3 separate regions of the Homo sapiens genome follow, and all the other regions are linked to region 3. The links are chromatin contacts, found by Hi-C in ENCODE. All regions are on one chromosome and are shown on one strand. Each heading gives the region's core, a stretch centred on a gene start or an enhancer-like site at or near the end of the contact. The rest is flanking DNA. Distances are from core to core; before and after follow the strand shown. Region 1 holds the start of SP140 (SP140 nuclear body protein). Region 2 has its middle 47 kb from the start of PTMA. Region 3 has its middle 18 kb from the start of GPR55.

The links. Hi-C counts contacts between places; a loop is a spot of excess contacts on that map. Pooled maps may share reads with other maps.
Region 1: a loop to region 3 is called in a map with no recorded cell type, with 5 times the contacts of the local background. The contact joins the promoter of SP140 here to the enhancer-like site in region 3. A Hi-C loop is called at or near these places in 7 of 37 single-sample maps with no recorded cell type and 4 of 50 pooled maps.
Region 2: a loop to region 3 is called in a pooled map, with 2.8 times the contacts of the local background. The contact joins two enhancer-like sites. A Hi-C loop is called at or near these places in 5 of 37 single-sample maps with no recorded cell type and 3 of 50 pooled maps.

Annotation. Positions count from the first base shown.
Region 1 is chr2:230,224,326-230,228,718 of GRCh38, forward strand. It overlaps SP140 (SP140 nuclear body protein), which reads left to right and starts at 1,411. Exons shown (of 27, transcript NM_007237.5): 1 at 1,411-1,578. The coding sequence starts at 1,520. It also overlaps a transcript of SP110 not described here. RefSeq lists enhancers at 1,291-1,500, 1,731-1,780, 1,851-1,930, 1,951-2,000.
Region 2 is chr2:231,659,344-231,663,842 of GRCh38, forward strand. No RefSeq gene overlaps it. Among named protein-coding and RNA genes, the nearest start is that of PTMA, 47 kb to the right of the region's middle. RefSeq lists a silencer at 2,662-2,861 and enhancers at 2,975-3,269, 3,202-4,499. Within about 2 kb of position 2,673, at least 35 of the 41 ENCODE cell types and tissues checked have a DNase peak (open chromatin) inside an H3K27ac peak, as active enhancers do.
Region 3 is chr2:230,941,215-230,945,571 of GRCh38, forward strand. It overlaps a transcript of GPR55 not described here. Among named protein-coding and RNA genes, the nearest start is that of GPR55, 18 kb to the left of the region's middle. RefSeq lists enhancers at 1,175-1,224, 2,155-2,364, 2,675-2,894. Within about 2 kb of position 2,122, at least 2 of the 41 ENCODE cell types and tissues checked have a DNase peak (open chromatin) inside an H3K27ac peak, as active enhancers do.

The DNA of each region.
Region 1 (4,393 bases), core at 161-2,660, 720 kb before region 3:
GTATAGTCTGTACCAGGCCTTGTTGGAGCCCCATGGAGACTGGGAGGAGAGGACAGCTGTGTCTAACAGAAGCCCAGCATACTTTTCCTTCTTGTTTTAAAGAGGGAGGGAGAGGGAGGGAGAGAGAGGGAGAGGGAGGGAGAGGGAGGGAGAGAGAGGGAGAGAGAGGGAGACAGAGGAGAGAGAGGACAGAGAGAGAGAGAGAGAGGAGAGAGAGAGAGATACTGGAAAAGGTGTCCTCATCAGTGTTCTAGAGTTTGTCTCAACCAGATTGGTGTTTGTTCCTTTGGTAGAAAGAAAGCAGAAGTGTGGAAGGGGTAGAAATTTCTTGCACTCTGTATTTTGCAAACTTATGTATGCAAATTTCCTTGCATATGTGTAATGAACCAGAAAAAGTAGGATTCAGGAGCACATGTTTTGGAAAAATACTGCTTTGCCTCTGGCTTTTCAATCCTCACTACTGTTCTGTCACTGGCCCTGGATTCTACCCATACCCTGGCTCTCATCAGCCCCCTGTCTTTGACCCATTTTTCTGCCTGGATTTCTAGTCCTGTGGTTATATTTTTTATATTTGCCCTTTGCTTCCATTTGTTTATCACTCGACTTTATGCTGATATAGTGTGTTTTTGTAAATTGTTTCAAATCCTTTACAGAATGAGGGCTGGGTATAAATGAAAAATTGTGTGCAAACATAAATGTAATACAGCTATCCTCCTGTATCATATTGTCCTTGAAGGTCTAGATAATCTCAGCTCCAAACCCTTTCCCCATCCAGTGAGAAGGCTGTCACTCTCCTCAAGATTTCAGTGAAATGGTTGAAGCTCATTTTTTTCCCAGTCACCCCTGGCTGCTGTTGTAAAGTGCCCACATATTTGAGAAAACTTAGAATTGCACCTCATTTCTCTGCCCAACCTCAGCACTTGCCTTTGGCTGGAGGAGTTGAGAGAGTTGTCTTTTACCTCTGTCTGCTTTCATGGAGTGCTAAGAGCATCTCCCCCACTTTCTAATGCATGCTATTTCAGTTCTCCCTGGCCCCATGTCCAAACACTGGGCCTAAGCCATCCAGCCCAGGCTCACTAAGGTGCATGGCCAGCCCTGGAGCCTGACTGAAGATTTGAAATGTCTGGTCTTCACTTGTCCTTCTCAGCCACCTCAGCAAGGGGTGGGGACAAATACAGAGTTTACTTCCTCCTCATGATGCCACCTTACCTCAAAACAACTTTGATCTGCTTGAGTTGAATGACTTTTCCACCCTCTTTCCTTGGCAGGAACAAGTGACCCTGTCTTCCGTGGCCTCGTGGGGCTGGCTCTGCTCCTCCTCCCTTGACTGAGAGACGTCATGGAGATTGGGTGGAGGGAGGACTGTAGAGTTGGTGCACCCACGTCAGCTAGTTAGGCAATTTCACTTTTCTTTTCCTCTTTGACTGAGCACCGAGGGGCAGTTGGCAGCTTCACCTCAGAGCTGCAGGAAGGAACGGGGCAGTGAAAATCGAATCGGGTGTGATCCTAGGCCAAGCTCATGGCCCAGCAGGGCCAGCAGGGGCAGATGGCAAGTGGAGACAGCAATCTCAACTTCAGGTGGGTCATCGTCTCCTTTCCCGTCTGTCCTTCATCTCTGGTAGGGTTCCCTTTCATACTTGTTATTTAATGTCTACCCAGCTTCACTCTACAGGTATACAATAGAATTCAGTTACAAATAAATAACGAGGCAATCAGATTTTTTAAATTGCAGGGATTGGCTGTTGGAGAAACTCAAGGATGCCGTGACTCACATCATCTTCCTATTCTCTTACATCTGCAAATGGCTGGACTGGAGCTGTTTGAACATCATGCCTGTTCTGAGGCTTTGTGTAGGATTGGATGATTCCCCGTGACCTCTGAACCCTCTCTTCTCCCCCAGGCCTCCTTTATCCCCACTCCAAAAGACAACTCTGTCTAAAAAGGATCTTTTTAGAAGAATTAAAATCCAAACGCCTGTCTGTTGTCACACTTTCCAGGCTGTGTAGTTGGGGACCGGTTCTGCTCTGAGCCCATCTATGTGGCTCTTAGCCCTAGAATCACTTCAGGATCTCTGAATACTTGGTAGGAGGAAGTGAAAGCAGATGAGACCCAACAAAAAAGGCAAGCAGGTAGAGAGTGAGTGCTGCTTCTGCTTTTTTTATTCTTCTGTTCTGGTATTTTTTACATATCTGGTCAGAGAAGCCTGGAAATCATCTTTAAAAAATGTAAGACAATGAGACCAGTCTGACCAACGTGGAGAAACCCTGTCTTTACTAAAAATACAAAATTAGCTGGGTGTCATGGTGTATGCCTGTAATTCCAGCTACTCAGGAGGCTGAGGCAGGATAATCGCTTGAACCAGGGAGGCAGAGGTTTTGGCGAGCCAAGATCACACCATTACACTTTAGCCTGGGCAACAAGAGTGAAATTCCATCTCAAAAAAAAAAAAAAAAAAAGACAAGTACATCAATACGGTCATTTCTTCTTATCTGTGGATTCTGTATCCATGGATCTAACCAACCATGAATGCAAAATATTTTCTAAAAATTAAAAACATAAATAACAACAATAAAAAGTAATATAAAAATTTAAAATACAGTATAACTATTTGTATAGCATTTACATTGTATTAGGTATTATAAGTCTAGAGATGATTTAAAATATACAGGAGGATGTGCATAGGTTATATGTAAATACTACACCTTTTATATCAGGGACTTGAGCATCCATGGATTTTGGTATCCATGGAGGGTCCTGGAACCAATTCCCCCTGGATACCAAGGGATGACTGTACATTCTTGATAAAAATGAAAATGTGTGGAATGTAAAAATGTATGGAAACTTGTCTAATTGGGACTCTGTGCTAAGGCTACTTCTGGCGCTGGTACAGCCCCAAGAAAGCAAAAGCTATTGCTATTATCAGCAGTAGTGGTGGCACCAGACTGGTTTTCAGTGCCCAGTGCCACCACTCCCAGACAGGCATCCCTGTCATCTCTCTTTCACTTGCTCTCTAGTGAAGGGAAGATGAGCCAGCGGAGCTCAAAGTCCAGCCAGCCCATGGTCACCAAGCAGGAAGAAGACGGCACTGAGAGGTGACAATGGGCTAATGCTAACCTCAAAGAATGAGTTAGGAAGTGTTGCCTCTGCTCTTATTTTTGGAGGAAATTGGGGAGGATGATGTCATTTCTTCCTTAAATATCTGGTAGGATTAGCTAGTGATACCATCTGGGCCTAGTACTTTCCTTTCTGGAGGGCTATTAATTATCGATTCAAATTTCTTTAATAGATGTAGGCCTATTCAGACAACCTATCTCTTGTGCAAGTTTTGGTTAGTTTGCCTCTTAAAGAATTTGTTCATTTCATCTGTGACCAAATTTGTAGGTGTAGAGTCCATAGTTTTCCTTTATTACCTTTCCATTGTCCATGGAATTCGTAGTGATGACCCTTCTTTCATTCTGATGATTTCCGTCTTCTCTATTTTTTTCTTTGTTAGGCTGGCTAGAGGTTTATTAATTAACTCTTTGAAAAGAAAATCAGCTTTTGGTTTCATTAAGTTTCTCGAATGTTTTCCTGTTTCAATTTTTTTAACTTCCACTTTAATTTTAATTTTTTTTCCTGCTTGCATCAGGCTTAAATTGCTCCTTTTTTCTCTAGTTTCCTCAGATGAAAGCTTAGATTATTGACTTAGATCTTTCTTCTTTTCTATTGTATGCATTTAATACTATACATTTCCTTCTAAGTGCTGCTTTTGTTGCATCCCATTCATTTTAATAAGTTGTTTTCCTTTTCATTTACTTCAAAATATTTTTAAAATTCTTTTAGGACTTCTTATTTGACCCTAGAACTCTTTTGGTTAATCTGGAAATATTTTGGAATTTTCCAGCTATTTTTCTGTTACTGATTTCTAGTTTATGGTCTGAGAACAAACTTTTAGGATTTCTATTCTTTTAAATTTGTTAAGGTATGTTTTATGGCCCAAAATGAAGTACATCTTGGCAAATATTCTATGTGAGCTTAAAAAGTACATGCATTCTGCTATTGTTAAATGGAGTACCGTATAAGTGTCAGTTAGACCAAGCTGATTGCTATTGCTCATCAGGTCAACTACACCCTTACTGATTTTTCTGCCTGTGTGATATGTCAATTAATAAAAAAGAAGTGTTGAAGCCTTCAATAATAGTAGTGAATTTGTCTATTTCTCTTTATAGTTCTATCAGTTTTTGCCTCATACATTTTGCCATTAGTTTGTTAGTTGCATACACATTAAGGATTGTGTACCTTCTTGGAGAATTGACCCTTTTATCATAATGTAATGTCCCTCTTTAATCCCTGACAATTTTCCTTGTTCTGAAGCTTCTTTGTCTGAAATTGATATAGCTACTATACCTTTTCT
Region 2 (4,499 bases), core at 1,423-3,922, 720 kb after region 3:
TCCATGTATATGAAATGTCCAGAATAGAAAACTCCATAGAGACAAAAGGAGATTAGTGGTTGCCAAGAGCTGGGAGGGAGGCGGGCAGATGAAGAGTGACTACTAATGAATACGGGTTTTGCTTTGGGGTAATGAAAATGTTCTGGAATTAGTGATGATGGTTTTTCAGCTTTATAAATACAGTGAAAACGGCTGAATTATACATTTTTCTTTTTCTTTTTTTTTTTTTTGAGACGGAGTCTCGCTCTATCGCCAGCCTGGAGTGCAATGGTGGGATCTCAGCTCACTGCAACCTCCGCCTCCTGGGTTCAAGCAATTCTCCTGCCTCAGCCTCCCGAGTACTGGGATTATAGGCGCCCGCCACCACGCCTAGCTAATTTTTTGTATTTTTGGTGGAGACGGGGTTTCACTGTGTTGGCCAGGCTGGTCTCAAACTTCTGATCTCAGGTGATCCACCCACCTCAGCCTCCCAAAGTGCTGGGTGTGAGCCACTGCGCCCGGCCTCATGAAGTCTTATTAATAGGAGTCAGGGACCTGTTAAGATTGAGTCTCTCACCAAGCAAGACAAGGACCTACCACTTATCAGTATTGCTGAGTGTTGGAGTCCCCACCTTGTTAAAGTTTTTTTGTTTTTTTGTTTTTGAGACAAGGTCTCACTCTGTTACCCAGGATGGGGTGCACTGGTGCAATCTCCAGATTCAAGTGATTCTCCTGCCTCAGCCTCCTGAGTAGCTGGGATTACAGGCACACGCCACCACACCAGGCAAATTTTTGTATTTTTAGTAGAGATGGGGTTTTGTCATGTTTTCCAGGCTGGTCTGAACTCCTGGCCTCAAGTGATCCACCTGCCTTGGCCTCCCAAAGTACTGGGATTACAGGCATAGAGCCAACATACCACTCTGCCTTGTTAAAGTTTTTTGTTTGTTTGTTGAGATGGAGTCTCACTCTGTCGCCCAGACTGGAATGCAGTGGTGCGATCTTGGCTCACTGCAACCTCCGCCTCCCACGTTCAAGCCATTCTCCTGCCTCAGCCTCTCCTGAGAGTAGCTGGGATTACAGGCGGCGCACCACCATGCCCACTAATTTTTTGTATTTTTTTAGTAGAGATGGGGTTTCACCATGTTGGCCAGAGTGGTCTCGAACTCTTGACCTCAAGTGATCCACCCATCTCGGTCTCCCAAAGTATTGGGATAACAGTCGTGAGCCACTGCACCCGGCCACCTTGTTAAAGTTTTAAAAAGAGAAATAAGGATGGACACAATTAAAAGATCATATAGACCTTAAGGACTTGGAAACTGAGGTTGCAAGTCAGACACCTCAACTTGGATGAAGGATCTCTGCTCCGCTATTAGTTTATGAATTTGGGCAAGGCTAATAACCTTAAAATCTCAGCTGCTTCAGGTATCAATGACGAATGATCCCTGCCCTCTGCCTTCTACTTTGACCCCATTCTGACCTGCAAAAATGCCGTTCCTCATAATCCTCAAATGAGCTGCGGAAACTTGAAAGGTAATTGTGACCTGCGAATGTGCTACTGACTACTGAGACCCTGTAGGAAAAAATAAAGGGAGGGAGGAATACGGATACTTTTCCTTCCAACCCCATGACCTGATCACAAGAGTTATGTGCATTCTGGATCCCAAGTCACCAGATAACTAACATTCTAACCTTTGAACGTGGTCTCTCAACTGGCCGGGACCTAGCTCTCCCCAGAGACCGTGAGAAACTGGCAGTTGACCGGCTCCTCTGAGCCTGCTGAGTTTTTTTCTATTTGCCCAACCACAGCTCTGCCAGAGAAGCAAAAACTGCTCCAGTATGTATGTAAACCATGAACCAAACTTCCTAATGCACGGAAGAGCGCTGGCAGGAACCATGCCACTGAATCAGACAGTGGCTGTACTGGAAGGTGGAAAAGACTATTCGTCCTTTCGCGTCCTTTAAGTACTTCTGTACTTATCTCTGTGTGTCAGTTCTTCCACGTGGACCTGGTTATGAAAGTTAATGCACTTAAAACAGGGCCTGGCATACTGCAAACGGAAGGTGAACACTACCATTCTTTCTTTCAAAAATTTCTACTGGCCGGGCGCGGTGGCTCACACCTGTAATCTCAGCACTTTTGGAGGCTGAGGCGGGCAGATCACGAGGTCAATATATCGAGACCATCCTGGCCAACATGGTGAAACCCCTTCTCTACTAAAAATACAAAAATTAACTGGGCGTGGTGGTGGGCGCCTGTAGTCCCAGCTCATAGGGAGACTGACGCAGAATTGCTTGAAAGCGGGAGGCGGAAGTTGCAGTGAGCTGAGATCGCGCCACTGAACTCCAGCCTGGGCAACGACAGCGAAACTCCGTCTCAAAAACAAACTTCTACCAAGAACTTGTATTAGTTTTATGGCTAAGGTTTGCTTTTAAACATTTTCTTGATCATTGTTTTACAGGAACATCTCTTTAATGGAAATTTTTAAACTTATTTTTGCCTCCCCCAAATCCATAACCCCAATTTGAAGTAGAAAGTTGCAAACTATGGGGATGAATTTGCGGAAGGGTATGTCTTTTCTTTTTCTATGAACAACTCAGAATCACATCTCAAAAGGTGTAGGCACTTTCAAGAACGCTTCATCCGCCCGCTTTAAGCACGCGCACCGACGAAAGAGTTTGGGGAGCGAGCGCCTCGGGCTTCCCCGGAGGGGAATTTTCACCCCCGCCAGAGGAAGAGGGCCCAGCTGCGCCATTAGCGCGTGCGAGGGAAAATGGAGGCTCCTGGTCCCACCCGCGCACCGGCGCCTGCGCCCTGGGCGCCCACCCCGGCCCGCGAGGCGGCCACGGCCGGAGAGAGAGGGCAAGGGAACCAGTGCCGTGTCGCGCCCCACCCTGCGCCCGAGCGCAGTGCCGGCGAGCCCGGCTCCGGCCCTTGAGAGTCCGCTCCAGGCCGCTCCACACCACGAGCCGCTCCGCAAGTTTGCAGCGCTCCGTGCTTTCCCTCCAGCCCTTTGTGTTCTAGCGCGCGTCGGAAGGAACGCGGGAACGCGCGCCGTGCTGTGCGCCTGCGCAAGGGTTCAGGCGGTGCGCCAAGCCTGGAGTCAAGAGTGGGCGAGGCTCTCGGCCGCTCCGCCCCGGGCCGCCTTCGCTCCGCCCCTCGCCCGCCATTTCGTGCTCCGCCGCGTCTCCCGCGTCTGGGGCGCGGCTTCCGCGTGATGGACGCCCGGAAGCCGGCACAACAAATGCCCAAGCGCCAGGGCTTCGCTGTCTGCAGGTCCTTCCGCTGCCCGCGGAGCGAAGATGGCGCCTAGAGCTTGCAGCGTTGCCCAAATATGGGGGGAATTAGGCGCCTCTACCTCCTCAAGAAGGGTCTGCCGGCTGACCTCGGGGGTGTGCACGTCCTTCTGTGTGCAGAACCCTGGGGCGTGCGCCTTTCTGTATGTGCACAACCTCGGAAGTGTGCGCATACCCTTGCTTACACTCCCTAGCACGCACACCAAAACTCTGGCATGCACGAACCCGCGGGTTTCCATGTTTTCGTATGTGCACGACCTCGAGGATGTACTTGGACCCGAGAATGTCCGCATTTGTGTTTGCACAGGTCCGGGTGTGCACGGACACGTGCATTCAGGAATGTAGTGGTTCACAGAAGCCGCTGTTTGCGCGGCCCGGGGATGTACGTGGACCCTCGAGTGCTAGCCCCGCCTCCGCTGTCTGTGGCCCGCGAACACGATCTTGTTTCCGGCCTGTTTTGGATTCATTTGCACTTGCCCAGTTTACATGCAAAGCATAATCTGCCGACCACCCCAAGCAATTTTTAATCTTTCCTTCGTTCTTTCTTCACTGATTTTTTGGCTCCTGCCCTGGACCCAACTTTGCACTTGGGCGCACACGGTGATAGTGACGCAGAGCATGAAGCCAGTGGGAGAAACGCCTAGAAATAGGCAGTTAGGACAACCTGAGACCACTGTGAAGGAGGCGCTTGGCTTGTCAATGACAGGGGAAGCGGCCTGGAGGAAGCCGTGAGCCGAGACCAGGGCATGGGGTAGAGGGAATAGGGTAATGGGCCCAGGACTGTTTGGGGAGGCATTCAGTCTCATTTGAGAGGATGGTGGGTGGAAGCAGAGGAGGCAGGTCATGGAGAGGAGTGTGTGGGGAAGGGACCTGTTGGTGAGGCTCGGGGGGCAGAAGACTTGGGCAGGCGTCTGAAGTGAGAGCTCGCATGGACTGGCCTCCCTAGGGAGCAGTGGGGAGAAGCAGCTGGGGCCTGGGGGTAGAGCCCGTGTGCCCACTGTTGACACCTTCGCGGGCTACTGCTCCTCGTGGCTTCTGTATGGAGCACAGGCCTCTTTCCGGGAGAGGGACTCGGACTGCAGGCTCCAGCCCTGCACTGCCATGAAAGGCCTGGGCAGGTTGTCTGCATAAGAACAGTACCTCTGGTGGTGGAAATGGAGGGAGACGCCACGGCACAGAGGACCTGTCCCAGACACGCGGGATGGCAAGCATCAGAGCTGGAGTGA
Region 3 (4,357 bases), core at 872-3,371:
GAGCCCACGGCCACTCCCAGGGAGGCTGCAGGAGTGCGGTCCTGACCTGGCTGGCTGCTGGTGGCCAGCGCAGCTGCCCTCTGAGTGCCCAGAGTCCACAGTGAGCAGGGCCCTTTGCTGGAAGAAAGACAAGCACCAGAAGTCCCCCAGACTGAGCATAGCATTTGAACCTGAACCCAGGGTGGTATCCTGGGGGGCCTGCCCCCGCTCCCAGACCCAGGACGCTCAACCTGGGCTCTCCCATGGCCACATGTGTTTCTGCCTCCTCTGCCATGGTGAGCTGTGTGCCCACCACTTCCCACACTCGGTCTCCTGGCCTTCCCTCCCTGGGACCACCACCTACCACCTCGTGACTTTCCTATTTGCGATGCCGTCACCAAGCAGAGCTGGACTGTGGCTGGAGGAAGCTCAGGGACAAATGAGGTCCCAGTCTCATCTCTGGCTCTGGGTCACATCCGCAGTGACTCCCTGTCCTTCAGGTCTCAGGTTGAACGTCACTCCCCCAGGGAGGCCTTCCCTGATCTCCAGCTCAACTCGGGGTCCCCTTTATCAGCTCATGTCATGCCTTCATCTTCCTCCAAAAGTTGTGCTTTTTAAATATCTTAAACATTAAAATATTTCAAGTATTTGTTTGATATCTATTTGCATCTTACATTGTAAGATCTAAGGGATCCTGTCTGCTCTCTTTAAGAAATATTTGATGAGTTATTGACTGATCATTGAGAGATGGCCCTTTGTTCTCCAGCCCAGGGGTCCTGGACATTCTGGGATCCAGAGTGCAGGGGAGCCTGATGCCCGGGGTAGTGGCCCCCTCTGAGCTACCCTCCCTGTGATGGGGGCTATACTGGGCCTTTTCTTTTCTGAGCAATTTCAGAAAACATTTTGAGATTAAAGTGAATGTGACACAGACCAGAAGGGGCAGGAAGGACACTGTCAGAACCAACAGAACAGCAAGAATACGTTCAGAGGGGCCACCCCCACACTCACACTCCAGGGCTGGGCAGACCCCTGAGAATGCCAGAAGATCACAGAAAGGGGGCCCAGGACAGAGGCAAGGGCCTGCCTCCTTCTTCTGCCTCCTTCTCCTGCCTCAGCCGGGCCTCCTGGCCCTGCCTCCCTCAGGGAGTGTCCCCAGCAGAGCAGCTGAGAGAGAGAATTACTTAGTCCTCAGGGGCAGGAGTCCCAGACCAACCCCACAAGGGACCCAGCCACTGCCCTCCAGCCTCCATTCCCCACTCAGGCCCCCAGGACGTTTTGCAGGAAGGGCCAATGGAGGGCAGGTGGAAGAGGCAGGTGTGGGGGGAGAGCGGCAGGGGGCAGTAGAGCATCTGCCCTGGTGGCTGGAGGCCAGAGAAAGGCCAAAAGGGAGGTCAATGGCACAGGAGGAGTGAAGAGCAGAGAGGGAGGCCAAGCCAAAAGAGCAGAGGGAGGGTGGGCCATGGGGGAAGGGACTTCAGGGGGCTGCAGGGTGGCAGGGTCCAAAGGCCAGGGGCAGCCAGTGGGAGATGGGAGCTTGGCTGTTTGAGAAGGGCCCGATGGGGAGGGTGGGCACCAGACCCAGAAGAAGGAACCCCCCACTCTCCACCCCCACCCCCATCCACAAGAATGGGGTAAGGGGGAAGAGACACGGAAGGGGCAGGAGAAGGGGCAGGCTAGGGAGAGCTGGGTGAAAGCAGACCAATTTTTCCTTCATCATTGCCAATGAACAGAGTGAGAGCACGACCCTGGGGCTCTGAAGTCAGAGTTCCATCCTGCTTCTGTTCCCCTAGGATTTGTCCTTGTGACCTGAAGAGAAGAGAAGAGAAGAGAAGAGGAGAGAAGAGACGAGAAGAGGAGAGAGGAGGGAGAGAGAAAAGAGAGAGAGAGGAGAGAAAGAGAGAGAGAGGAGAGAAAGAGAGAGAGAGGAGAGAGAGAGCGCTCTCTGTAGCACAACTGTGCCCATTGTAGAGAGGTGGAAACTGAGGCCCCAGCAGAGGCCATCCCGGGCAGTGCTTGGACTAGAGCCAGGTCAAGGCCCATCTACATCCGGAGCCATCCCCTGTTAGCAGGACAGCATCCTGGCTGGCTCCCCGCCCCCAGACTGCCCGAGAGCTTGGCTGGCTATTGCCTTCCAGAGCAGCCCCTCCTTCCTGTGCACCTCCTCTCCTCTCCCACTAGCCAGCCCCTCCGTGGAGGGCCAAGAAGCCCAGCCAGCCCTGGGCATGGGTGCTAAGAGATGTCTGGGCTCAGGAATTTCCTGGCAGGAGCAGCAGTGCCCATGTTTGTCTCCGGGCATCCCCAGCTGGGGGGCCAAGCAAGAGAGGCAACAATGCCAGAGTAGGTCACGGAGCAAGAGCCTGGAGAGCTAAGAGCTATCCCCGTCCAGGGTCTGATGGAGTTTGGGTGTTGTCCCCTCTAAATCTCATGTTGAACTGTCATCCCCAGTGCTGGAGGCGGGGCCTGGTGGAGGGGGTTGGATCATGGGGGTGGATTTCCCATGAATGATCTTGCGCCCTCCCCTTGGTGCTGTCCTCTCAGCAGCGAGTTCCTTCTTGCGAGATCTGGCTGTTTGAAAGTGTGCGGCACCTCCCCACCCCTCCTCTGCTCCCACTCTGGCCATGTGAGATGCCGCTTCCTCTTCGCCTTCTGCCAAAATTGCAAGCAAGGTCTCATCAGAAGCAGGGCAGATGCCGGCACCACACTTCATATAAAGTCTACAGAACAGTGAGCCAATTAAACCTCTTTTCTTTATAAATTATCCAGCCTCAGGTATTTCTTTATAGCAACATAAGAATGGCCTAACACAGGGTCTGTCTTAGGAAGGGGCCCTCGGGCTGTCCCTCTTCTCCCTGGCCCTAGCCCAGGAGGAGGACCAGCAAGAGTAGTGAAGTGAGAAGCCTCTCCATGAAGATGCCTTCTGCCATTCATTACACACACAACAGCATCTTGGTCCCAGATGCCGGGTCCCAGAGAGGACCTCAAGGAGACTTCCCAGGAAATTACCCACCACTGGACATTGGACAGGGCAAAGCTGTGGTGTGGAAAGGGGCAAATCCACATCCCTCCAACGTGTGCCCACATGACTGTCCCGGGGGCTTCCATGAGCTTGATGACCCAGAAGCTATGGTCCTGCACACGTGAGTCTGTGACCTGACAGCTGTGCCTGCTTCACCAGTGTAGAGACTTGGATCCCCAGGCAAACCCCAGAAGTGTGGAAGGGAAGGGGAGAAAGCCTGTGGAGGGAGGTGGAGGAGCCGTGGTTTCCAGTAACCATCGCTGGTTAGTTCAGAGGGAAATGTCCACAACAGAGATGACTGTGACACCCGGCACAAGATTTAATTCTCAGAGTGAAAACGAGAATGCCGTGTCTCTGGGAGCCCCCGGAGAATGACTCAACAGTGACGTCCTACAGCATGATTTGCTTTAACTGAAGGTGAAGAGAATCTTTCAGGAGTGGAGAGAATATAACTGAATGCTTTGTCACAAATTTACTTTGATCTCATGTACCCCGTAAATACAGACACCTACTATGTACCAGAAAAATTAAAAATAAAAATAACAAATTCACATTCCGCTTGTTCATCCTGATTCTTCAGGCCTGGCCACGGTATCAAAGACAAGGAAGGCCCATTGCCTGCCCTCATGCTGGTTGTTCAGCCCTCCAAGAATCATTCTTGATGCCCTGCAAATACCAGGCGCTGCGCTAGGCCCTGCAGATGCGACAACGAACGTAGATGCTGTCCCAGCCACCCACACTCGCTGCCGGGGGAAGAACCAGGTAAGGTTCCCGCACATCGCCCTCCATGAAGCAGGAGCAGGAGCCTCACTGCGGGGCTGGGAGCTGCCTTCCTTCCTCCCACCAGCCTCTAGGGGAAGGATTTGTGTCTGCTGGCCCTCCTCGGTAGTAACAAATTCTGGTGGTGGACAAAGCAGATAGAAGACTACAGAAGACAGACAGGCTAAGGTGATCTGCGCAAAAAGATGGCGGCGGGGGAGAGGAAAGGCAATTCCCAGAATGAAGCGGGGACGTGGGTGGCGAGTGTGTGGTTGGGATTTGAGGTGGAAAGAGGCTGAGAGAGGACTGAGTTCCGGGAGGCAGCTGCCTCCTGCATGGAGGCCTTTCCAAGGGCAAGCGCTGGATAGAGGATTCCAATTATTTGCTGTGCATTGAGAATGCACTCCCAATGACCCAGTTTTTCCAACAAATCAATGACATGAAAAGGAAAGGGGAAAAAAAAAGGGGTGACTTGGAAAGAATGCAACCCGCGCCCTTATTTGAGCCCTGATTTGAACAAACCAGCCATAAAAAGACAGTTTTGACACAATGGAGGAATCTGAATATGGATTTCGTGGTGGACGATATTACAGATTCACTTTT